Regions from separate parts of the Homo sapiens genome. Here regions 1, 2, 3 and 4 are each linked to region 5. Evidence: chromatin loops called from intact Hi-C (ENCODE). Cell type or tissue: MCF 10A. All regions are shown on one strand. Region 1 has its middle 19 kb from the start of CNGA2. Region 2 has its middle 66 kb from the start of MAGEA10. Region 3 has its middle 85 kb from the start of MAGEA4-AS1. Region 4 overlaps GABRA3 (gamma-aminobutyric acid type A receptor subunit alpha3). Region 5 overlaps GABRE (gamma-aminobutyric acid type A receptor subunit epsilon).

Region 1 (5,000 bases), 220 kb before region 5:
TCCCCTATAAACAAGTGTGACTCAGCTATCATCTGTATTTGTGGCTTTCCCCCTTCCTTGCTCCTGGAGGATGGGGCTGTGTGAGATTCATGCTACCCTCCTATAGCCAAAGCTACTTGCAAGAGGGTATGTGTGTGGAGGAGGAGAGTGGGTGTGGACTTGGTCCCCAGGGAGCTCTGCTGAGGTAGAGCTCCCCAGTTGAACAGGGAGCTGGGGTAGGCAGGCATGGGGTACCAGCTGGCCCCAGCAGGAGGAGTGGTGTGCCATACTGGCTGTGGGTTCAGTGGCAGGTCAACTTCCCCCTGGCAGAGACTGAGCTGCCAAGAACTAAGTGATTTTGCTTCTCTCTGAGGCAGACATTTCCCTGGAAGGACAATCTAGCCCTGATTTAGGACCTGAAACCAAGCCAGTTACAGTTAGCCTGACGGGGAGGGTGATGAAGATGCCTTTCTAGATAAAATGTTTGCTAAGCCCAGGTCCAAAAGGGACTCAATGCTGTGGCTGGGACCAAGGCCACGCTTAGAGAGGGCCCGTAGGAACACTGGCCTGGGAGCCCTGTAACCTAAGCTTGGTCCTGTTCCACTCCCATTTTCTGGGGACTTGGACTATTCTATTCCTGGAAATCTGGAACATAGCACAGTAGGGTAGCTGGGGAAGAGGACAGTATCCAATAGAGCCTCTTTCCTTGGCTTCCCTAGGCTTGAGGAAGACCCTGCTCTTTCCCAGCACTGCCAGCCTAACTGCATATTCACATGACTCAAACTGGGCAGTGCTAAGGGGGCCTCAGCAAGCTTCTGTCTTGTCTTCTTTGGACAGATTTGTCCCTGGAACGTGATATTTGCCCAGGGTCTTGAAAGATGCAGAGGAGCTCGATGGGCAAGCAGGATGAGATGCCAGGTCCCACAAGCCAAGTGAGCAAGAGTGTTGAAGAGCAAGACCAATGGCCTCAGTCTGTGGCCAGGAGGGGGTTCAGTGGAGCATGAACCTAACTCTCTCCTGGGCTCTACAGATCCTGGAGTTAAAGTGATCTCAGTGGTGAACTGAACAAATTTCTTTCCCTTTTGGGTTCAGTTTCCCACTTATTTTAAGAAAGGAAGTTCGCAGGCCGTTTGCAGCCCTCCTGGGGAGTCAGAGGATAGATTCGTCTTACCTCAGCTTGTACACTTGCATCATTCAAGTTTGTCTAAGCTCAAACTTCCAGCCAGGACTTTGGAGTTGCCAGTTTCTACGGATCAATGTTTTTAATTAGATTGGGTTTCTTGTTTCTCCTTTATTGAATCGGGTAAGCAAATTAAATTGGGCAATTTGTTGTTAGGTCATTTAAGTGCCAACTGGGTTTCATAACCTGGGTTTGTGCCATATCCAAGTGCCTCCAACTTCTTCCTGGAGTGGTGGAATCAGAGGCCAGCTGGAGGTGTAGGCATCCTAGGGAACCGTAGGCGTGGGTCTCTGGCTCTTGAGGGTCTGAGTCCCTGGGGCATAGACCCACTCTCTTTGTTGGTCTAGAAAGGCAAGGTGGATGGTCACAGGGGCTCAGGACTGAAGCTGGATGGGAACAGTGGTGAGATAATAATCAGGAGTTCCCAGGGTTGCCTGTGGACAAGGCACTTCCTTGAACCCGTAGCCTCTGTTTTGTTATCTATATAACGGGTAAGGTCTCTGGAGACCCTTCTGTTCTGGCATTCTGTTGCACTCTGGCTCTGTGAAGGTGGAATCTGCTCCACCAAGATATAGCTTGTTTGCCTGGTGCTGGAGGGGGCACAGCTTTCGGGATCCGAGTCTTGGAAGGCCGACTGAAGTGGGCTGGGCAAGAGGCCTGGGTGGGGCAGCAGCCTGGGCCAGGTCTGGACAGCGCCTGGCTGACCAAGCTAAGGCTGCCTCGGGCTCCAGACAGCTCGCCCTGCTGCTGTTCCACCTCCGGCCGTAAAGAATGGTGGGGACGCTCTTGCACCGCGATTCGAGCGCACCGTTGGGCTTGCCAAGCCCTTGCTCAATCTCCACGTAGCGGGAGCTTTTTTGCACGACCTGTACTCCAGGAGTGGGAGCGCCCCAAGACCCTCTGGCGAAGAAAGAATTTGAGCAGGGCAGCTGCAGGCACAGGGCATGGCAGGAGGAAGCTCTTCAGCGCCTGCCTCAGATCTCCTCATCTCCACATCCCCCTTGGAGCCTTTGCCCTCACCCTCTCCTCTCAATGGCCACATTTGCCAACTACACGGTGCCACCCTGCAGGGTTTTTGTCGGCAACCCATTCCATCTCTTGCCCAAAGAAAGGGAGGAGGGTTGAGCTGTAGGCCATTCACCTCTGGGACCTGTTCTGAGAGAGGGTAAGGCTGGGACTGCTAGGCCACCTTCCTGGCTCCTGGAGATACAAGAGTGAGGAGGCAGGTCTGCAGACAGGCTGCCCAAACCTGTTGAATTCAGGGAGGTAGTGACAAGATGTGACAGGCGAACAGGGACAATGGCTGGAGGGCTCCAGCAGGGGCTAGGGACAGGTATTCAGGGCATCGGGCTTGGTAAATAACATTAACAAGGCAGCAACTTGAGCAGGCAAATTGGTAATGCAGACAGGGCTCCGTGACTGTGCTGGCTGGCTGCCTGTGAGTCACCTCTGTGGATCGATTTAATTGCTGAGCACTTGGATATGCAATGTGCTTAGAGAGGCTGAGTTGAAGCCCCGCCTCAAAACCAGTGCAACAATTTGGGTGTACTACCAGTGGCCCAGGAGCATTGCTTCCTCAGGCCAGGCCCGGAAGCCTTAGCTCATGTCTCTCCCCTTTTCTCTCTCTTTTGTAAGCACTGGGTCCCTCAGGTTTCAAGGTGAAACAGACTTCTTTTCTAAAGCCACCCTGATCTGGGGGGTCTCTAGAGATCTCCCCAGCCCCATTCAATCAAGTCACCTCTTGTTGCTTGATTGCATTGTCTCTGTCCAGTGCCTGACCCAGAGTAGATGCCAACAAATATTTTTAAAAGAATGGGAAAACCAGTGTATTTCTTGATTTTTTTCAGGTGCTTGCTGTTTTCTATTATGCCTATGAAATAAAAATACAGCCCTTTAGGAAACAATGTTGTGTCCGGTGTGTCCATAGCATAGCAGACGTTTCAGAGAATAGACCAGTTTTGTGCAGATGTGGACTGAGGGCTAGGTGGGGGAGTAAAGAATCTGAGAAACAGGAACTCTGCCAGCATCTCATTTTACAGGCACGGTCTTGTTCTTCCTTTTCTGCTCTGACCATGTGGAACAGAAAACAGTTTTCCTTGGCTCAAAGACAAGGCAGGCGAGGCAGTGACTGTGCGTAAACGTGCCGAGAGCTAACTGTACCTGTTATGGAACAGTTTCAGGTACTGTGTGCAGAAAGGAGTGGAGTGTGCGGTTCAAAACACCGGCTGCTGTGGTCATGCCAACCCAAAGTTGCTCCTGAACCTCAAAGTGATAGCATCCCCAGACTGAGCCACTGTGGGCCGGAAACCCAGGTTTCTGGTGGGTTGTTTACCCAATTGCGGAGATAACATCATAGCCAGATGGAGTAAGTCCTGATTGGTGACATTTGAGGATTTTGAGATGGAGCTGGCTAAAACTTGATTTTTCTATTTTCAAATCTTGTCATGTATTGAATCGTTTTCGAATGGCATGAAAATCTTATTTAGTGGTTAATATCTGCCCATTATTTTAAGAGTAGTTTTCATAACCAGTGACCATCACTAGATCAGGGCCACTAGTAAATCACTAGTACTTTGAATTACTGGCCCTACAAAGCCACAGCTTGGAGTTGGAAGCAGCTTTTCTCTGCTACTCAAAGGGGTGGTGACTGTACTGAGTGGCCAGCTTTGAGATTACTGCCATACACACTCCTGGGTTCTACCTGGCTTCCGCTCTGGGGATTCAACCTAGACCTAGGGCTGGGCCGAGACCTCCGCCTCCCCCATTGTGGGATTGAGGGGCGTGGAGGTGAGGTAAGGCTGTGGCCAGCTCTGAATGGAGAAAGGAATAAGAAAGGAAGGAGAGAGGGAGAGAAGGAAGGCAAGAAGAAGGGAAAGAGGAAAGAAGAAAGGAGGGGAGGAAATAAGGGAGGAAGAGAAGAAGAAAAGAAGAGAGTGAGGGAGATATCTGGGACCCTATCCTGGCAACTTATGGCGGCAGAGTGATGACAGGTGGAAAAGCTTAGCTGACTCTCATGCCAGGCCAACATGCAGAGCTTGGTGTTCAGCTTTGCTGGGTGGCAGGGCTCACTCGGAGGGGGCATGAAAGGGTCACTGGTGGAGTGGAAGGGGTCTTGGCAGGTCATGAGCTGGCTCCCCTCTGCTGGGGAAATGCCACAAGGACTCTTGAGAGACAAGCGGCAGGCCATTGTCATGTTCCTTTTGAAATGGGTCTTCCCAGGCTTGGATTTGGTCACCCCTCACAATTGGGTCACAGATGCCATCTGCAGTGGCACTCCTTGCCTTTACCTTTCTTTGCTCCCCTTCCAACTCCTTTCTTTTTGTGCTTCTCTCTCCTCTCTTTGCTCTCTTGCTCCTCTTCCTCCTGCCCCTCCTCCTTCCTTGCTTCTTTCTCCCTCTGTGGCTCTCTCATCTGCTTTCCCTCCTCCTCGCCCTTTCTTCTGTTCCTCCTTTTGCCTCTGAGACCACTCTTCCCTCCTCTCCCCCTTTTGCTTCCCCTTTTCTCCTCCCTGCTTTATCTCCCCCTCTAAAGCTCGCTTTTTCCTTCCCCCATGTCATTCTTTGTCCCCTCCCCAGGCACTTTTTTCTCTGTCCTCCCGAATCCTCCCATCCTCCTCTTCTCTGTCTTTCAGGATGGCTCAGCCATCTTTTCCTGCTGCCTGCCTCTCTCCTCCCTATGGCTCTGTCTTTTCCAGCAGCCTAGTCCCTGCTTCTGCCTCACCTCTCATCATCCCTCTTCCCTTCTCACAGTTCTTGCTCCAGCTTATCCTCCAAGCCCCTTCTCTTCCCTTTCCTTCTCAGTCTGTCTCCTCCCTATGTTTCAGGCTTCTAGCCCACCCTTC
Region 2 (5,000 bases), 100 kb after region 5:
AAGGTGAGACAATGACCTGATCATTTTGAGATCTTCATTCTACTGAACCATGAGGTAAAGAAGGATTATTATAATGGCTGGTATGATTGATCCTGATAACCAAGTGGAATTGGGTTGCTGCTACATAATGAAGGCAGAGAGTACTATATCTGGAACAGTGGAGATTCTCCTGTGCCTTTTTTAAATACAGTTATGCACCACATAACAACATTTCAGTCAATGATAGATCATGCATGTGACAGTGGTTCCATAAGGTTATATTGTATCTTTACTACCCCTTTTCTATGGTTGGATGTGTTTAGATACACAAATACTTACCATTTTGTTACAATTGCCTGCATTGTATTCAATACAGTAATATGCTGTACAGGTGTGGAGCCTAGGAGCAATAAGCTGTACTATGTAGCCTAGGTGCGTGGTAGGCTTTACCATCTAGGTTTGTCTAAATACACTCTATGATGATTACACAATGATAAAATCGCCTAATGATGCATTTCTCAGAATGTATCCCCATCATTAAGCAATGCATGACTGTACTTCCACCAAAATAAAAGTTAATGGGAAATTATAGTAACAACAACAACAAAAAAAAAAGGTAGGACCATTAAGCTTCAGATTTTTCAGGGATGAAGGTTTGAGTCATGCTACCAGATAAAGAATTCCATCCAGTTGAGGTCACAGGTGAAGGCAAAGAGCAAGTTAAAAATTCCACTATGGTCTCATGACAAGGTACAGAAACATGGATTATAATAGCTATTCATATTTTTTCCTTTCTCTTATATTTCCTCATACTATTTAATACAAGTTTATTTGGTGGTTAACTTTACAATTTTATCTTTTTATAAAAGAATATTCAGCACTGTGACTGAATTTGTGGAGAAATTAATATATCTCAGAGCCAGATTATGTGATTGTTTCCCAGAAGTAGATGCAAAAATTTTAGGGTCTTTCCATCTCCTCACTTTGAAGAAAGGATGAGAATGTCTACTTTTGTACAGAGGATACTCTGTTCTTATCAGACAGACACATAGAGTGGTTGTGTTGTTTCATGAAAGTGTAGAAGTATGGTATAGAAGTATAGAAGGGTACGTATGCAACCTCTGCCTCCTGGGTTCAAGCAATTCTTGTGCCTCAGCCTCCCAAGTAGCTGGTATTACACGTGTGTGCCACCACACCTGGCTAATTTTTGTATTTTTAGTAGAGACAGGGTTTCATCATGTTGGCCAGGCTGGTCTCGAAGTCCTGGCCTCAAGTGATCTGCCCACTTCAGCCTCCTAAAGTGCTGGGATTACAGGTGTAAGCCACCATGCCCGGCCTTAGCAATACACTTCTGTTATCTGCTAGTCTATTCTCTAACTCTGCTCATTACTCAACAGTTCACAGGGAAAGTCTATGGGCTCAGAAAGCTAACAGAAGGGCTAGCTTGCCTTTTTATTTCAGTCTGCCATCCCATTTCTACCTTGGGATATGGGTTTCTCTTTCCCCAGTGCCACACATGTACAGCCAATCCATCTGAATGGCTTCCAAGCCTTAAAACCCAGGGTCCTCTTCTTTATTTAAATCCCATCAGAGGCTCCTTAAAGATGGGTTGACTGAGTTTCATAATCCTATCCTATGCCCTGGGTGAGTCTTAAAGCTCATGGACTCAATGGAGAAGCCCAGAAGTAAAGACTGCAGCTCCAAATAATCTTCAGAGTAGGGCACAGAGAGGTATGAAGAGCCTTAGTCCAGGAGGTGGGGGTGGGGTGTGGGGAAGGAGATCCAGTCCTAGTCCGGCACTGTCACTCACTTCATCTATGACTTTTAATGGGTCAGTTACTTACTCTGAACCTTCTATTTCCCATTTGTCCACTAATGGGATTAAACTAGATGATCTCTAAGCACCCCTTTTCACCCCTGCTTCTTACTGGCTTTGCTAACTTGGTTATAAGGATTTGACTGCAGAAAATCTGAATCTAAGGATAGGGTCAGAAAATATTAATTTAGACATTAAAATTCCCTAGAGGCCTTATTTGCTTGAGGAGCTTACATCTTTGTGCCATGTTGCTGAGATGATTGGTGAGCATATGCCCTCCAAGGAGTCTGCTGTTACTTGAATCTCAGCAAGTAATCTTGATAACTGATAAAAGAAAAGTGTTCATCTTGTATGAAAAAAAAGAAGAAAGACTGGAACGGTAGCAAAATTTATATCATCTGGTAGAGAAAGGTTAGTTATAATCGACTTTGTTGGAGGCTGGAAAGGAATCTTACAAAGGGAGAACTTGGATTGGCAAAGTAGCTACCCTCCCAGGACTGATGTCTGATCCCAAGTGGTCTTATCAGAAAAGGAGGGTATGTGTATGACTTTTAGGCTACCATGCCTTTCAATGGAAATGGAGGAGTAGGCATCTAGCACCTGCCAAATCAGCCTGTCTCCCAGAGCCTGATCTCTGAGTGGGATGAATTTGCATTGTGCCCCCTACATGCACACTTGTGCATGTGCATGTACACATGAATACACATGTCCACATATGTTCTCTCACACACAGGCACACAACCACACCTGTAGCCCTCACAGGGCCTGGCAGAACAAGGCGCATGTTACATGAAGTAAGCAAATAAACAATGGAATGAGTCATCTCTAGGGCCGTAACATTGTCTGAATTGGAAAAATAGCTGAGAACCAGCTTCTGGACATCCCTTAACCACTCCAATGAGTCACTGCATAGCAGACCCTGCCAAGTGCAGCAGGAGTTTTCTCTCCTCTTCTAGAAGGTCCTCGCCAGTAGAATTGCCCAGGGCAAATGACACAAGTGGGCGAGGAGACACTTTTGAAGAGTGACAGTTTGAACAAGAGAAGAGAGGAAAAGGGGCAATGAGGATAAAGAAGGCAGTAGCAGTTAGCTGGCATGATATTGGAGCTGGTGGACCTAAGAGCAGAGTGGAATTGGAAAGAAGCTGGGGCAGGACATGAAGGGATTTTACCACTTGAGGTGGCCTTAGGCCAAAATAAAAGCAAATCATATTCTTGAAAATATCACATACCACGGAAGAGAGAAAGGCTCGGGAGAAATCATCCCAACAAATAATTTTAAATTGCCCAATTTCTAGTTATCAGTTTCATTCACAGGCATTATCCCATGCATGTGTTCTCTCCCTCCAGCTTGCTTTCCCTTACATCCTAGTCCTCAGCAACAGGCACTGATAACAGTCATTGAGTGCTTACCATGGGCCAGACCCTTTCCTGAGCACTTTACACATATTCACTCATGTATTCCTCATTCTCATAGGCCTAGGATATAGGTGCTACTATTATCATTGTCCTGCCTCACAAACAAAGAAGCTGTGATGAAGTTTTGTAGTGAAGTTATCCAAGATAACAGTTGGCAAGTAGCAGAACTAAAACTTGATCCCAGGCAGTCTGACTCCAGGGAGAAAAAATCTTAACCATTATGTCAAACTGCCTTTTTTACTGACTGCAGTGACTAGAACTCTTTAGAAAGACCAGTCCTTTCATTTATAAGTGAAAACATGCAGTATTGGTTTTCTGTTCCTGCATTAGTTTGCTAAGCACAATGGCCTTCAGCTCCATCCATGGCCCTGCAAAGGACATGATCTCATTCTTTCTTATGGAAAGCTCAAATTGTATGTAAGATTTAATTTTTTGTTTTTTTTTGTTTTTTTTTATTATTATTATACTTTATGTTTTAGGGTACATGTGCACAACGTGCAGGTTTGTTACATATGTATACATGTGTCATGCTGGTGTGCTGCACCCATTAACTCGTCATTTAGCATTAGGTATATCTCCTAAAGCTATCCCTCCCTCCTCCCCCCACCCCACAACAGTCCCCAGAGTGTGATGTTCCCCTTCCTGTGTCCATGTGTTCTCATTGTTCAATTCCCACCTATGAGTGAGAATATGGGGTGTTTGGTTTTTTGTTCTTGCGATAGTTTACTGAGAATGATGATTTCCAATTTCATCCATGTCCCTACAAAGGACATGAACTCATCATTTTTTATGGCTGCATAGTATTCCATGGTGTATATGTGCCACATTTTCTTATTCCAGTCTATCATTGTTGGACATTTGGGCTGGTTCCAAGTCTTTCACATGGACACATAGTGAGGAACTACACACAACTGGGGCCTATCAGAGGGTGGAGAGTGGGAAGAGAGAAAGAATCAGGAAAAATAACTAATGGTAACTAGGCTTAATACCTCATTGATGAAATAATCTGTACAAAAACAAAGAGACAAGTTTACCTATGGAACAAACCTGCATATGTACCCCTGAACTTAAAATATAAATTTAAAACATTTTTGAGCTTTCAAATTTTAATTTATTCTGTTTATTCCATGCTTTTATAAGAACAAATTTCAATGCCTATATTCATGCTTTGCTTTCAATAATTACAGTTTTCTAAAAGCTTCAGTTTTTTTGGGTTTCCAATTTTTGAATACTTTGATTAAACATTTCCAACTGATTTTAAATAAAACTGCAACCAAATGACTCATGTACAAAGGAATTGAATGCCATTGTAGGACACTCAGGTTTATCTACAAGTGAGTCCTCCAGGGCCTCAGATATTTTTGGACGCAATTGAAGCTGGGCAACAAAAGGAAGACTGTGATACTGGAGGGTTGTTTTACTTTTTTAAATGTAATGTCAGTTCTATCATAAAGGTTTTTCAGTTCAGTTAAAAAAAAAAAAAAGAAAGAAAGACCAGTCCTTGTCATGGAAAAGCAGGAACCAACCACATGCATAATATCAAAGGAATGCATCTAAGGTGGTACATTTCATGGGTTCTTGAAACTAACTCAAGAAATTACTAAACCCCTCTATTCATTTCATATCCCCTTTTGTGATGGCCAGTTTGCTTCCTCCTTTTTTTTCTACAGCCATCTGCATTTAGAGAATATATTCTTCCTATCTTACTCCCCTCTTTTGCCAGAGCCTGGCAGTGGCTTGGGTACTAGCATTGCCCAACATGATTGTCAGGTTATTCAGCTCTTCTCTA
Region 3 (5,000 bases), 150 kb before region 5:
TAGTGGACGGGGGCCACTGGGGGTCAAAAAGCCCTGGGAAGAAGATCGAGAGTTCAGTTTTGGACATTGAGGCATTTTCTGGTACATTTAAGAGAAAATAGCTAGTAGACAATTGGTTATATAGGTCTGAAGCTCAGAGCTGATGTTTTAACCAGAGATAGAGGTTGAAGTACAGTAGAGAAGGAGGGGCCAACTGAGGAGGCTGATAATAAATACACAGAGAGATATAAAAGAAACCAGACAAGCTTGTGGATTCCTCTTCCCAATGTTCCTAAAAGGTCAAGCAAGATGACAGAGAAGTGACCAACGGATTTAGTAATGTGGAGGTCACTGGTAATGTTCAAGTTCAGTGGAGTGAGTAGTGGAGCCAGTAGTCAGATTGGACTAGATGAGACTATATTGCAATAATCAGGGGTGGAGATAGTGGTGGCTTGGAACGCAGTGGTGGCAGTAGAGGTGGTGGGTAGTGGTTGAATGCTACATATTGAAGATATTGCTCACAGCATTTGTCAATTTGTAGGCTATTGGAAGTGATTGATCGAAAGAGAGGAATCAAGTTTGACTCATAATTTTGAGGGAAGCCAAAGCAAATGAGTAAATGGTGGTGCCCTTTGGGGAGAAACTGAGGGAGGAGCAAACTTAGTGATGGCAGAAGGTGGCTAATCAAGAATTGTGTTTGTTATATGTGAAGTCTGAGATATCTATCACACACGTGGAGATGACAAGTAGGTATTTTGATACATGAGTCCAATATTTAGGGGAGAGATCATGATGGAGAGATAAATCTGGAAGTTATCATTGCCCAAACAATATTGCAAATCAAGTGATCTCCTAGGGAGGGAGTATAGATGACATGGAGAAGGTCAAGGATGGAGCCCTAGGGCACTTTGACATTCGGACAGACATCAAGAAGAAGAAGAAGCTCCAGTAAAAGAGAAGAAGCTACAAATCGGTTGAAAACTGGGTGAGAGTAATTCTAGGTCTTGCCCAGAGAAGAGAATATTTTAAGAATAAAGGAGTGATTACCATGTCAAATGCTGCTGGAAGGTCTAGAGTGATGAGGACAGAAGTGATCATAAGCTTCAGGAAGATGTGGGCTTTTGCCGATTGAACCCATTTATGCCTAGTTAAGAACCATTTCAGTGAAATAGTGGATCAGAAGCTGACAAGAATAGGGAAACAACTTGAAATACAGAAGAGGAGCCAGAAAGGAACACAACTCTTTGTAGGTGTTTGGCTCACTTTGGGGTTAAGAAAATTGGTAGCTGGAGGAGACAGGATCAAGGTTTGGATCTTTTGAAGATGGTAGATAGAAGCCATGTTTGCATGTGGATGGAGATGATCTAGTAGAGAGGGAAAGTGGCATGATGCAGATAGAGGAGAAAACCACTATAGTGATGTCCTTGAGTAGGTAAAAAAGCATAGGATCAAGGGCACAATTGGAGCGGCTGCTCTAAGATCAGAGAAGGGACAGTTCATCCAGAGTGACGGGGGAAGGCAGAGTCTATGACAATGAATGTAGGTAGGTTGATGGATGTGCATGCAAAGGAAGAGGAGCAGGACTCAGGAAAAGATTCAGAGTTCAGAGGTGGGGCACACAGGAGTCTCTAGTAGATACCTGGAGGACAGGAAATAAGATAAAGGTCAAGGCTACAGACCAACTTGAAGGTCACTGGAGAAACTTCTGTTCACAGAAGGAAAGAGAATGATGCAAAGTTGCGTAGATCTTAAGTGGCAGCACTGGGAGGGGAACTTAGGTCTGTCTGATTCCAGGGCCTGTGCTCTTTCTTTTCCAACCTCTACCTCTGGATGGAGGTAGGTTTATGAATTGCAGTGCCCAGCAAGACATTCTTCCTGCATCATGTTTATAGCTGCTGGTCATTTGACCTTAGTGTAAAGCTGAAATGTGTGTGGTCAGAGGCAGGAGGCTGGCTAGGTGACCTCTGGCCTTTCCCCTGCCTTACCTCCCTAGCCTGAAAGATCAGAGCTTGATGCATATTTTGCCCTCATAAATTGTTCATAAACTCTGATGGCAAGCTTCAGATTTGTCACTCCCTAATGTAGCAGTGGCTACAGCCAGCTGACATCAAGCTCTGGGGAGCGATGCAGTAAATCATTTTCCCTTTTGTGCAAGAAGAAAAAGTAGAAAATTACATTCTTCTCAGATTTCGCTTTTGAGTGTGCTGGTGCCTCTGTCAAGTGCTCCTTCTTGCAAACAAGAAAACGGTATGACCCCCAGGGAGCAGGCTTTTCAATAGGAGCTATCTGTGTAATCCCCACACAAAGAGGGAGAATGGTGAGCAGCAATCAGAACCTGTTGTCCCATCAGATCACAAGCTAGAGGTTAAGTTCTCTATTCTGCAAGTTGGGGACTGAGATTCAGGAAGGTTGGGAATTCACTCAAGTCATCCCATTCACCTGGAAAGAGGAAGAGCTGGGCCTGAAATCTGAGCTGGAGTTCAGAGTCCTGCACTGGCCCAGTGGTCCATTTGGTCCTGGGTGCAAGTAAGGACTGAGGGCCATCAACCTATGTAGGGCTAAAACCCACCTAAGTAATGAAAGTGCAAAACAATGGTGCTGCTGAAAATGATGATGATTATAATCTTTTCATTAACTCCTTGGGAAATCAGAGAAGGAAATTATACACGCAGAAAAGCCTCAGCTGCACTCACACTTTATGCCCTGTGGTCATAGCCAAATCCAGCACCTGGGACCCTCCTGAGGGCCCCAGCATGCCCCAAAGGGGATCCCTGGCTGCTTCTGGCATCCGTACAGACATTTCTGGCTGCCCCTCCTCAAGGCTGCATTATTTATTCTTGTGTTTGTTATGACAAATACAGCAGCATGGAGGAGCTGTTGGCTAATTTGAATAGTGCTTCCAGAAGCATCTTCCAAGCCAATTGGTTCATCTCTGGTCAAATAGACATGAGTTGCCAAGGGCAAAGAGCAAGAAATTAGCCAGTGACTCAGCACTGAGCTACTCAGGGGTCCCACTAGGGCATGTCCCTTCTCTGGGCCTTGGCATCTCCAACAGAGACAAAGGAGCTGGGCTACAGGGCCTCTAAGGCCTCTTTCAAATTTAATTCTCTAAGATTCATTCTCTCTCTCTCTCTCTCTCTCTCTCTTTTCCGCTTGCTCTCCCTGGCTCGCTCACTCTCACGCTCGATCTCATTTTATGTCATTTGCTTTGTCTGCCAAACTCCCTGGGGCTTACTGTAAAAGCATAACTGATTTTGTAATGAACATTCCATGCTATATCCAACCAGATGTGTGTGCTTGCTTCACAGGGCTCCACTAGGGTGGGGCTGGCTTACTCCAACAAGGCAGAATTGTGACCTTTGTCTGAATTCCTTTTCAGTCGTGGCCTCTGGAACCAGTTGACAAAGATAGGAGCAACCCCCTTCCATATCCAAGGATGGTCCTGTGAGCATGAGGACCTGTATAGGAGCTGGAAGATTGTTGGATTTGGACCTGGACTTGGGATTGAACTTCCCCCTACCTGGTCTCCAGAACCGGGGCAGATAACTCAGCAGGCCCACCTTCTCATGAATGCTCGAGAGAAGGAAGAACAGAGTTATTTTGTGAGCTGGCCATCAAGAGTCAGATAACACTTTCAAGACACATGATGAGTAGGAAACCTGGGACTAGCTCTCTAATCATCTTGTCCCAAGACCAATGAATTCCCATTGCCCATCAAACAGGACCCCTGTGATCTTGGGAGGAAAAAAATGAATTTCTATTTTCATCAACTTCTAATTGAAATTTCTAATTTCATTCAATTTTGAATGTAGGCAATGAACCACAGTAGCATTAGTAGTACGTGAGGCTTTGCCACTGAGAGAAATCAGAGGGATTTTCATATCACATTATTATTGTAGCTATCTCCAGACAGCCCTTATAGTGGACAGTAGTTTGAAATTATAGTAGTAGTTACAGTCACCACTAGATTTGATTTCATGCATTAATACAAAAAATTTATATTAGCATCTCATACAAGTTTTGTTTGATATTTGGATATAATTTGTTTCCTTTATAACCTTGTGTATTTTTATGCATTTCAAGTATTATTGTCAGAAGGAATCTGTGGGCTTCATCTTTCAGCTAAGGGTCTGTGGCACAGCAAAAGGGTAAGAATACAGCGGCCCGTGAAGCACAGGGCTTAGAGCCTGCTGCAGTGGACCCTGCTTCAGGTGCCTACCGTGTCTCTATGTCGGATGACAGTCTGGAAGTCACCATTCATTGTCAACAATCAAGGCAGCTCACTGTTCCCACAAGGGCTGCTTTGAGGTGTCATTTCGATCTCACCGAAGCTTGTTTGCCCTCACTCTCTGCCCCTCAGTCTGGGCTCTGCTAAAAGGCTTGCACCTCATGACCTCTCCCCTTCTCTGCCTGTGGGACCTCATCCTCCTCTGCCCTTGGTCATGATTCCCTGGGTTCATTAATACTCTCCTCCCCTTGCCTCCTTCCCTGGCCTCTGGCAACATTATTGTGTCGCCTCCTCCTTCCTTCCAGGCCCACAGCACGTGCCCTGCCTCTTCCCATAGGACTCTCAGGGTGTTCAAATGGAGAAAGCAGGATTGGGGTTCCAAGGAAGTGCTAGGTTGTTTTTGCTGCTGCTGCTGATTGAGCTAAGGCAGCAGTAATAATAGCAAGTGGGAAAATAGAAACACGCTGGCTCTGAGCCAGGACATTCTTACCCACTCCACTGTCTCTGGTCAGACCACATCTCTTTGGAGTCTTGAGTCTCTTAATAGGCAGTGAATAAGATGTTTCCTATAGGGGATCCATCGCAGATCTACCCAGAGGGCAGGTGCTTGTGGAATGAGGCAGGCGAGAGAGTTGAAGTAGAGGCTACGCGGTTTGGAATCCTGACTGCCATTTACCAGTCATGTGACCTTGGACAAGTTATTTAACCTCTCTTTGCCTCAGTTCCTTCATCTGTAGGATAAAGACAGTAACTCCACACTTCAAAAGATTATTGTGAGGATGAAATGAATTAT
Region 4 (5,000 bases), 370 kb after region 5:
TTTCACCATATCCATAACAACATCTATTGACTTTTTTTTTTTTTTTTTTTGAGTCTTGCTCTGTTGCCAGGCTGGAGTGCAGTGGCGTGATCTTGGCTCACTACCATCTCTGCCTCCCGGATTCAAGCCATTCTCCTGCCTCAGCCTCCCAACTAGCTGGGACTACAGGCACACACCACTACCCCCCGCTAATTTTTTTGTATTTTTCGTAGAGACGGGGTTTCACAATGTTATCCAGGATGGTCTCGATCTCTTGACCTTGTGATCTACCTGCCTCGGCCTCCAAAAGTGCTGGGATTACAGGCATGAGCCACCATGCCCAGCCTGACTTTATTTTGTTTTATTTTACTTTATTTTATTTTATTCTATTTTATTTTAGATGGAGTCTCACTCTGTTGCCCAGGCTGGAATGCAGTGGCGTGATCTCAGGTCACTGCAACCTCCGTCTCCCGGATTCAAGCAATTCTCCTGCCTCAGCCTCCCAAGTAGCTGGGACTACAGGCACACCTCACCACGCCTGGCTAATTTTTGTATTTTTAGTAGAGACGGGGCTTCATCATATTAGCCAGGCTGGTCTCGAACTCCTGACCTCGTGATCCGCCCACCTCAGCCTCTCAAAGTTTTGGGATTATAGGCGTGAGCCACCACGCCCGGCCCTATTGACTTTTTAATAATGGCCATTCTTGCAGGAGGAATGTAGTATCTCACTGTGGTTTTAATTTGCATTTCCCTGATGATTAGTGATGTTGAGCAGTTTTTCACATGTTTCTTAACCATTTATATATATTCTTTTGAGAAATGTCTATTAATGTCATTTGCCCAAAAAGTCAGAATCTTTTGACCAGTTTTTCTTCAAGTATATTTTCTGCCCCCTTCAGATAATCCCATTACAGTTACATTAGACTACATGAAGCTGTACCACAGTGCACTGATTTCCATTTCATTTTTCAGTCTTTCTTTCTCTCCATGTCTTGTTTTTGCTAATTATTATTGCTATATCCTTAGGCTTATTAGCGTTTCTGTCCTTTTTGGGTTGTAGTTTCTTGTTTCCTTGCATGCTTGGTAATTTTTGACTGGAAACTTTTTTCCAGAAAATTTTCTCAAATTTTTTGACTGGAAACTTTTGACTGGAATCATCGTGAATTCCACTTTGTCAGATATCAGATTTTTTTACTGCTATAAATATTTTTGATTTTTGTTCCGAGATAATGTGTTACTTAGAAATAGTTAAATTCTTTGAAGCTTGATTTTAACCTTTGTCATGTGGGACTAGAGCAGCCTTTAGTCTTGGGATAATTTTGCCATGCCACTGAGGCCATATTCTAAGTACCCTACCCCATGTACCAGGTGTTAAAAGTGTTTCCACCAAGTAGAGTGATGGAAACTCTGGTTGGTGAAAACACAAGTTATTCCAAACCCTGATGTTTTACCCACTGTTTCCAGTGGTCTTTTCCTCATCCTTGAGCTGTGAGGTAAGGAGTACATCCTTGAGTTGTGAGGTAAGGAGTACATACTTGAAAACTTGTGAAGCACCCTCTACAGATTTCTGCTTTCTCTCTCTCTGTCTTTCTCTCCACAACTTTTTAGTCTCCATGCAGCTCTATCTTCTCCTCTGCCTTATGAATTAATAACCTTGGCCTCCCCAATTTCTCAACTTCTTCTCAACTGAAACAGTCCACCAGACGCTATCTGGGCTCCCCTCCCTGCACTGTAGCCTAAAAATTTGCTCCAGGCAGTTAAGGATCAGCAATCACAGAGCTCACCTTGTTTGTTTTCTTTCTTTCAGGAATCAATATCCTGTGCTGCCTTTGTTTGATTTCTATAAAACACTATATATTTGTTCATTTCTTTGTGGTTGTTTAAGATGGGAGAGTAAATCTGGTCCTTATTTTCTTTCTCTTCTTTCCATATTAATTGTTCCAACCTCAAATCCAAAAAAAAAAAAAACAAAACGCAATTGCACCATTCTCCCTCCAGTCTTCCCTATTTTAGAAAATAGCACCACCCAGTGATACAAGCCAGGAACCTAGAAGTTATCCCTTTCTCCTCCTCTTTTTCTAACCCCATAATCTAAGCAGTCACCAAATTCTCTCCATTCACACAGTCATTATTTTCATCCTAGAAAATTGCAATTAATTTGTGACTGGTCTCTCCTCCTTCAATACCGCTCTACTCTAATCCATTATTTATATAAAAGCAGGCGTTACATAGCCTTAGTCCAAAATCAAAACACAATGAAAAAACTGCAAATATATATTTAACTTTACTTAATGTGTTTATTGTAGTACTATGGGTGTAGTAATTTCAAAATATTTTTGTATATTGTAGGATTAAACAAATGGGTACATGTATCAATTAAAAGTACTTGTTGGACTGCAATTAGTAGTATCAGTGTAAACTTATTGCCATACATGCACACACACATACATATACATATATACAATACATCTGTGTGTGTATATGTGTGAGTGTGTGTGCATTTGCTATTTTCCCAGTTCTATCTACTGAAAAATCCTGGAAGCAATGAGATCCTAGCAGTAATGAGGACACCTAGCAGCCAGAAATTTGATTCTAAATGTAATTTCCCAAAAAAGGTACCACTTATTCTTGGAAAAATGACTAATTCCAAGGCTGGATTATGAAAGTACAAAATAAGTCTGGAATATACTGTCATGCCATATAATAAGAAAGTACTCAAAAAATGAGAGCATATCAAAAGGAAACAGAAGCCAAATGGAATAGGCTTCCACTTAGGGAATATGGGAAATTATTAGCAAAAATTTTAATCAAAATAGTCTATTGAAATGAATGATATTAATGGACTGTAATCCACCGAATAAAGCAAAAATCCATTCATACTGACATTAGCTAATTAATTAAAGAGAAAGAGATTTTTTCTTACAATAGAATGTCATTTAGTAAGTGTAGAATAATAATCGCTTTAGAAAATCACCATTTTGCCACCATAATTGTTATTAGTCTCACAGGGATAATCTATAGTTGTTAAGACTATTGGGTGTAAGCTGGAAAAGGCATAAAATAGTGTCAGAACATCTCTCCACAAATTACGTATTAATTATAAACTTTTAAAATAGTAATTTTAGAGTGCAGCAACCTGGTAAACATCTACATTAACATTACCAGTAATGGAGCAAACAGACTTCAAGTCCCTTCTTGAGCAATGTGCTGATAAAGACATAATTAACTCCTATGGTGTTACTTTGAAAATAAATATGGAAGATTTAATCAATGTCATGAAAGACAAAGAAATGCTGAGTGTAGGCTAAACAGACACAACAATAAATGTAATGCATAATCCTAGATTGAATCCTAAATCAATGAAAATTTCTATAAAGTACATTTTGGGGATAATTGGAAAAATTTGAATATGGACTACAGATTACAAAAGAGCATTAGATTACATTTTGTGAATTTATAATAACCCGTGATATATTATAATATATTTACCTTATTGTGATCATATTGCTGATTATACTAAACTGATGGCCAACTAAGATCTCACATAGCCAGTAGATTATTCCTTTTTGGAGTGTCAGGCTGATATATGCTCAGGGTTTTGAAAACAAAGGCATGTTTCTCAGCTTTTCCTGGACCACACCAGTCACCCAGGCAGGTATTGGTATTCTGTTACTAGAAATGGGCATTGTCTAACCTTGAGGGAGAGATGCTCCTCAACTTACAAGACCCCATCCCAATAAACCCATCATAAGTTGGAAATATAGTAAGTCTAAATCCATTGGGCTATGTCCCATAAACCCATCATAAAGACAAAAATCATACGTCAAACCATTGTGAGTCATGGAACATCTGTGTATTACTCCATATGCACCTAGCAAAAACCTAGAATCTTCTGAAGCCAGACCAGAGAAATCACCTACTGAAATGAAGGATTATGACTAATTTTTAGTGCTCATAGGGAAGAAATTCAGCTTTACACTAATCTCATTGGCCAATAGACTACTGAAGGCACCTTATAACTGTTTTTAGATAACAATGGCCAAGAAGAAGATCTGAAAAGGACTTCAAAGATCTTAAAAGGACTGACCTCCAAGCCCAGGTCGCAGCCGGTTGTCATAGCCGTCCAGAAGACGATCCAAGATTCTGGTGAAGATAGTGATGTTGTCAGTGCTGTCATCAGGAATATCTGGGGCATGCTTAGGAGACAGCCTGAGGCAATGCAAGGAAAAGAAAAAAAATAATAGTTCTTAATAGGAAAAAAAATACATGACTAGATATCGTAATTCAAGATTTCAATTAATAGACTGGGCCAATTACATAGACCTATATCTTATCCAAAATAGCAATCACTACATATTTGTCACAATGATTGCTTGTGTAGGAGGCAGACAGTGTGGTTAATACTCGAACTCTTACTCTAGCATTGGTATGAGCTTTGCCAGGCATATATCCTGGCCCCAACCCAGCAGTAAAGAGACACAAGTAGAAATTCTGGACAGAATGTCACTGAGAACATTTCCCGGCATACAGTTGGTTCATCAAATTGTGTTGCATGATTAAACAGGCATCAAAATAAAGAAGGGAAATGTTACTGAGAACTTACCTCACTTCTAGCCCAGAGAAATTTAAGTTCACAGAAAAACAGGGTTAGACAGATCCTTAAATTGTACATAGTCTACTTCTACCCTCATCCTATGGGGAAAGGGAAAACTATTTGCTGAATATCAAGAACATACACTGGAAAAAAAGACAGTCTTTTCAATAAACGGTGCTGGGAAAACTGGATATCCATATGCAGAAGACTGAAACTAGACCCCTATCTCTTGCAATATACAAAAATCACATCAAAATGGATTAAAAGACTGAAATCCAAGACTTCACACTATAAGACTACTACAAGAAAACTTTGGGGAACATCTCCAGGACATCAGTCTGGGCAAAAATTTCTTGAGCAATACCCTACAAGCACAGGCAACCAAAGCAAAAATGGACAAATGGGATCACATCAAATTACAAAGCTT
Region 5 (5,000 bases):
AAATGATGTAGGCAAGATCAGGTAAACACCTGTGATATAAGCTGGAAAGATGTAACTGCCGAAGAGAAGAATGTGGTATGAGAAAGAAAGGAGCAATTAACAGGTGTGGAGGTCAGGGGAGATGCCATGAATGAGATGCTGTCTGAGCTAGATACTGAAAAAGAAGGCAGCTGACAAGTAAGAAAGTGGAACAATGGCATACCAAATAGAAGATCACTTGAATGAAAGCTCAGAGGTACAAGGTGGTCTGGGAACACCAATATTCTAGTGTGACCAAAGCACGTGGTCTCTAAAAGGGTGAAGAGGAATACAACCATGGAGGGCCTTCAACTGCATGTAGTAAGCAGTGCTGGGACTGCAGGAGGTGCATCACTTGGGAGGCCAACTTAGTAGGTGGAGTAGGTGTATTCTAGGTGGGAGATGATGAAAGCCAAATGGGGGCAGTGCTGACACTATGATGATACGAGTGGAAAAGGAAAGAAGGAAGTAGAGCAAAAATATAGAACAGTCTTAGAGCAAGAGCTAGTAACTTTAGACTTATGTCCATACAATAATTATCAGAAGAAAAGAGGCAGTCCATTGTGGTGTTTAACATTGCTTTATTATTTCTATTTTGAATGAAAAAACTGGAAGATATGGTCATGATTCTGAAGATCCTCTTCAAGTAGCAAGGGACTTACCTTTTCCAGTCTCATTCTCAAACCAGTGGTTAAAAAATCCCTTTCTCCCTCCAGAAAATAAATTATTGGAGTTGTTACAGAAGTACAGAGCAGAAAGCAGAAGTCTGTGGAAGGTCCCATAGGTCAGCCCCTGGGCTAGGAAATAGTACTAAAAAAGCTTAGTACTCACCATGTCTAGGATAGAGAGAGGACCAAGGCTGTTGACGGAGATCTCAACAGTGACCACAGTGGGCTTCTCTATAAGGGAAGCAGAAGCAGCAGAGGGTAAGTGTCAAACAGGCGCATGGGACGGGGGAGGAAGTGGTCAGAGGGGATGAAAGGGGAGTCAAGTAAGTGTTGGACCACACAGTTTCAGCATCTAATCCTATTTCTTTATTTATTCTTTCATGGCAAAACCAAGCTCACGGACTGTTAAGAATTGGACACACATCTTGAAGATCAACAATCTAGTTTAGTCCTCTCATTTTACCACTGGAAAAACTGAGGGCGAGAGAAGGGAAAAGTCTTGATCAAGGTCAATGACACTGCTGAGAATAGAGTTAATATCTCTTACCTGACAGGTCAATAGCAGATGTTCCTGTCCATGAGCATGGCACCCTCTGTTACTGCCCAGGTGCATTCTCCATGCCTATGCCCTCAACCCCTGGACCCTCTAGGAGGGGAAGAACGTCGTTCTGCTCCTCACCTCCAATGCCAGGGCGCAGTTTGTGGTCATAATTACTCAGGATAGTGTTCAGGATGCGAGAGGCTTCTGGCAGTTTGCCAACTCTGCTCCCAGTCTCAGTCTCAGTTGACTTTGTTTCCTCAGAGAGGAGCTGATTTTCCAGAGGCTGGGGCTGGGGGCCATAGACAACATCACGGGAAGAGGCTTCATTCTTTGATTCAGTCTGAGGTCCCTCGACCCTAGAACATTCAAACGAAAAATGAAGCTCTGCCCTGCACTCTGTAGGGGCCCCAGCTAGTGCCTCTTGGGACAGAAGCAAACCAAAACAAGTTTTCAACACAAAACCTAGTTAAATTGTGACTGGTAATAGCAAATTATAAGACAGTGACAGATTAGGCTTGTGAATTTCTTTTAAACCTTGCTGCTCTTTGGGGACTTTCTATGCTGTCCCTCTTTTATGATCACTCTTTTATTTAAGAAAAAATCAACAAAACCAAGACCTAGATTTTAAAAGAATGTTACACGTGAAATGAAGAGGGCATTTATGTCTGAGCGCTGGCCCACTGTGACTAGCCTTGGCCTCTAGTCAGCCTGACCAGCACCAACCAGGAGTGAGGAGCAGGCAGAGGGCCAGGGCTGAGAGGAATGCTTGCGAAAGCCAGAGCGGCCTCTCCCAGAGAGGACCAGAAAATTGTGGGAATATTTTGCGGTTTTGTTGGTTGTGTAATACTCGTTGCACTGGGGGCAGGGGAAGGGGATGAAGGGAAGGAGGCTAAAGAGCAGCCTTTGTGGGTGTCTAAACAGGAAAGGCAGGAGTCCTCCACCCACAGACAGCCATCCAGGAACTGGCTGCCCAACAGGAGTCCACCCTGAGCTCCACAGCCATGCACCACAGCCAAGAAAAAGAAGAAGATTAGTAAGAATAATTGAATTAAACAAAAATGTTAAAGGCCATCTGCCAAGGTATGAAACTCACCGATGGTGTTAGAAGTCCGGATAGTGCTGCCTTTGCTGGGAGGCAGTGACAAAGGGGGCTTCTGAGGTCCTGCTCACATTCGGGTCCTTGATTTGGCTTTCTTTACACCGCTGTGGTCATATTCTGACAACTCATCAGCTGTACACTTATGATTTGAGCACTTCTCTGTATACATGTTCTAATTCCATAAAAAGTGTTTTTAAAAATCAAAATGCCCCACTTGCTAATATCTGGATCTTATTTTATTTAAAAGCAAACTCTTGAAAAACAAACAGAAATCATTTATGACACAATAGGAGAGATTTGAACACTGAGTGGACAGTTGAGACATGAATAAATTATTCTTTAATTTTTGGTGTAATTATGGTATTTTCTTATGTTTGTGAAATATTAATGACTAGAAATACATACTAAAACAATTACATATAAAATGATATGATGTCTGAGATATGCTTCAAGACAATCTAAGTTGGAATTGGAGGGTGGGTGGTGTAAAAGAAAATAAGAGTGGCCATGAGTTCACAAACAATGGGGGTGCACTGTTCCCCCTACCTTTATATGTCTTTAAAAAATTATAATTAAAAGTCTTTTTAAAAGCCATCGTCCCATATTAATCTGTGATACTGGAAGGCAGGAGAGTGGTTTCCTTTGGGGAGGAAAGTGTACGGGGACAGGCATTTTGGAGATGCATGCGTGTGTGTGTGTGTGTGTGTGTGTGTGTGTGTGTCTGTGTGTGTGTGTGTGTGTGTGTGTGTGTGTGTGTGTGTGTGTGTGGTGAGGGGGTTGCAATGCTGTATTTCCTGATCTAGGTGTTGGTTACACGGGCCTGTTTACTTGTGAAAAGCCACTGAGCTGTTCACTCATGATGTCTATGCTTTTCTACTGGCACGTCACACTTCCAAAAGGATTTTTTTAAGCCATAAGGCAATTTGTTTCCTAAAATAAGGGGTAAACAGGGCAAGAGACGTTGGCATGACCCCTGTATTGCGGACCAAGGGACTGCCAACTTAAGAAGCAAAATGCATTTTTTCTGCAGTATTTCAAGCTGTTAGAATTGCTTAAGTGGCATACAGATGTGCCAAATCCACACCATTTCTCATGTCTGAAGTGGCTACTTCCCATTGTGGGCGAGGGAAGAACTGGGCTTGGAAAATACAGTTTCTACTTTCAAATGCCATATCTAGAAGATGTCCTCTTTCCCTGAGGCCAAACTCCCAGCCATCTCAAAAGATAAGGGCCAGTGACTATGGGAAGAGAGGAGGAAAAATGGAGCCCTGAGACCCTGTAAAATGAGTGATGTGGCTGGAAACGTGGCACAATCAGAACTGGCAGTCAGTGGTAGACTGAGCACTGCCAGACAGGACCACCTAAACGCCTGAAGCAGCCCCTCCCAGATGTCTGAAATCCATGGACGAGATCCTCCCCGCTGCCCCAAGTTTAAAAGTGCAGAGGCAAACAAATAAACCTGAAAGCACTGAGACCACCAAAGCCCTCCTGCCCCTAGACTAGGTCTGCAATAAAAATGATATCAGAGGGTCATAAGGTGGCTTTAATCCTAAAATTGGCTTTTGCCAGTTAAAAAAAAAAAACACAACAATAAACAAACAAAACAAAACCTCATCTTGAGGTCCTTGGGGTTAAAGAGCTGCTGACAATGCATACCTTTCCCCAGCCAGCCATTAAGCTCACTTTCGGGGCTAGACAGAATAAAAACTTGAAAAACACTCACACATTGGAATAGTGGCATTTTCCAGGGCAGTTTTTCAGACATTCACATGTCTCTAGACATAATGGTCCAGCATGAAGTTGAATCTCTGCACTACCCCCTCCCAAACAGTCGACTGTTGGTGGTGTGAGAAGTGGGGGGGGGAGGGGCGCATAAGAAAAGATGTTGGATTTTTTTCTAAATCAGATCTTTTTTTTCATTCTACAGATGGACAAACTGAGGCCCAGATAGAGGAAGGACTGTGCCCCAAGTCACACAACTAATTTGAGGCTAAGCCTGGACCAGGGAGAGGTCTTCTGGTTCAGTGTGGCCCAGTACACCCCATTGTCACCTCCTCAGCTCTTTCCTGACACCACAGGTTGCTATGCTTGAAGGGCAGTTTCCATTTCCCCAGTCCCTTTTCCCTGCTGTTTTCCTCTCTGACCACCCCTTCTTATTTCCCCCACCCCAGAGCCATCTTTTGCCCTAGCCAGTCACCACGTCAGCTTTCTCAACTAGTCCACATCCCATTTTGAGGGATGTGGATGACTGGAAATTGCTAGCACGCATAGAAAGACATTTATCAAGCTCCTGCTGAGGCTAGCCCCACTCCAGGGCACCAGTGAGCCAGCAAGCAGCTACACATCCCCTTCTCTGATGAGCTAACGCAATCTGGGGTAGGGAGAGAAGCCACCCTCCCTCCCCAGAACAGACAAACAAGACACAAGCCCAGTGCCATGGAATCTTCGAGAAAGCTCCACAGATCAGGAAGCTTGCAAATTTGTGACACTTCACACACAGCAGGAACCATCTCAAAACAACAACAACAAAACGAAGCAGTCATCTTCCACCCCAAAAAGCCACAAATCCAGGGCACGACCCTCCTAGCCAAGTCTCAGGGCGAGGAGAAGGTGTGAGGGAAGATGGTTGTTCAAGGGAAACCTGAAAGGGGAGAAGGGGATTGAAATCTACGGC

Evidence for each region. Hi-C counts contacts between places; a loop is a spot of excess contacts. Peaks named below come from ENCODE experiments on the same cell type or tissue, not always from the same donor. Only the 100,000 strongest peaks of a DNase experiment are listed, where the experiment ranks them.
Region 1: a loop joins it to region 5, with 5 times the contacts of the local background. A loop is called at or near these places in 5 of 110 quality-filtered maps.
Region 2: a loop joins it to region 5, with 5 times the contacts of the local background. A loop is called at or near these places in 4 of 110 quality-filtered maps.
Region 3: a loop joins it to region 5, with 10 times the contacts of the local background. A loop is called at or near these places in 3 of 110 quality-filtered maps.
Region 4: it touches region 5 in a loop (7-fold over the local background); 2 of 110 quality-filtered maps call a loop at or near these places.

What each region holds. Positions count from the first base shown.
Region 1 is chrX:151,751,625-151,756,624 of GRCh38, forward strand. No RefSeq gene overlaps it. Among named protein-coding and RNA genes, the nearest start is that of CNGA2, 19 kb to the left of the region's middle. In MCF 10A, a CTCF peak has its summit at 1,945; DNase peaks (open chromatin) are centred at 1,957, 2,637 and 3,227.
Region 2 is chrX:152,069,794-152,074,793 of GRCh38, forward strand. No RefSeq gene overlaps it. Among named protein-coding and RNA genes, the nearest start is that of MAGEA10, 66 kb to the right of the region's middle. In MCF 10A, no CTCF peak of the experiment used is centred here; a DNase peak (open chromatin) is centred at 2,668.
Region 3 is chrX:151,823,139-151,828,138 of GRCh38, forward strand. No RefSeq gene overlaps it. Among named protein-coding and RNA genes, the nearest start is that of MAGEA4-AS1, 85 kb to the right of the region's middle. RefSeq lists an enhancer at 2,007-2,553. In MCF 10A, a CTCF peak has its summit at 2,868; DNase peaks (open chromatin) are centred at 2,943 and 3,213.
Region 4 is chrX:152,341,515-152,346,514 of GRCh38, forward strand. GABRA3 (gamma-aminobutyric acid type A receptor subunit alpha3) reads right to left here. Exons shown (of 10, transcript NM_000808.4): 3 at 4,067-4,188. Among named protein-coding and RNA genes, the nearest start is that of MIR105-1, 48 kb to the right of the region's middle. In MCF 10A, a CTCF peak has its summit at 1,991; no DNase peak of the experiment used is centred here.
Region 5 is chrX:151,968,820-151,973,819 of GRCh38, forward strand. GABRE (gamma-aminobutyric acid type A receptor subunit epsilon) reads right to left here. Exons shown (of 9, transcript NM_004961.4): 2 at 1,366-1,583; 3 at 850-917. Among named protein-coding and RNA genes, the nearest start is that of GABRE, 3.4 kb to the right of the region's middle. In MCF 10A, no CTCF peak of the experiment used is centred here; a DNase peak (open chromatin) is centred at 2,042.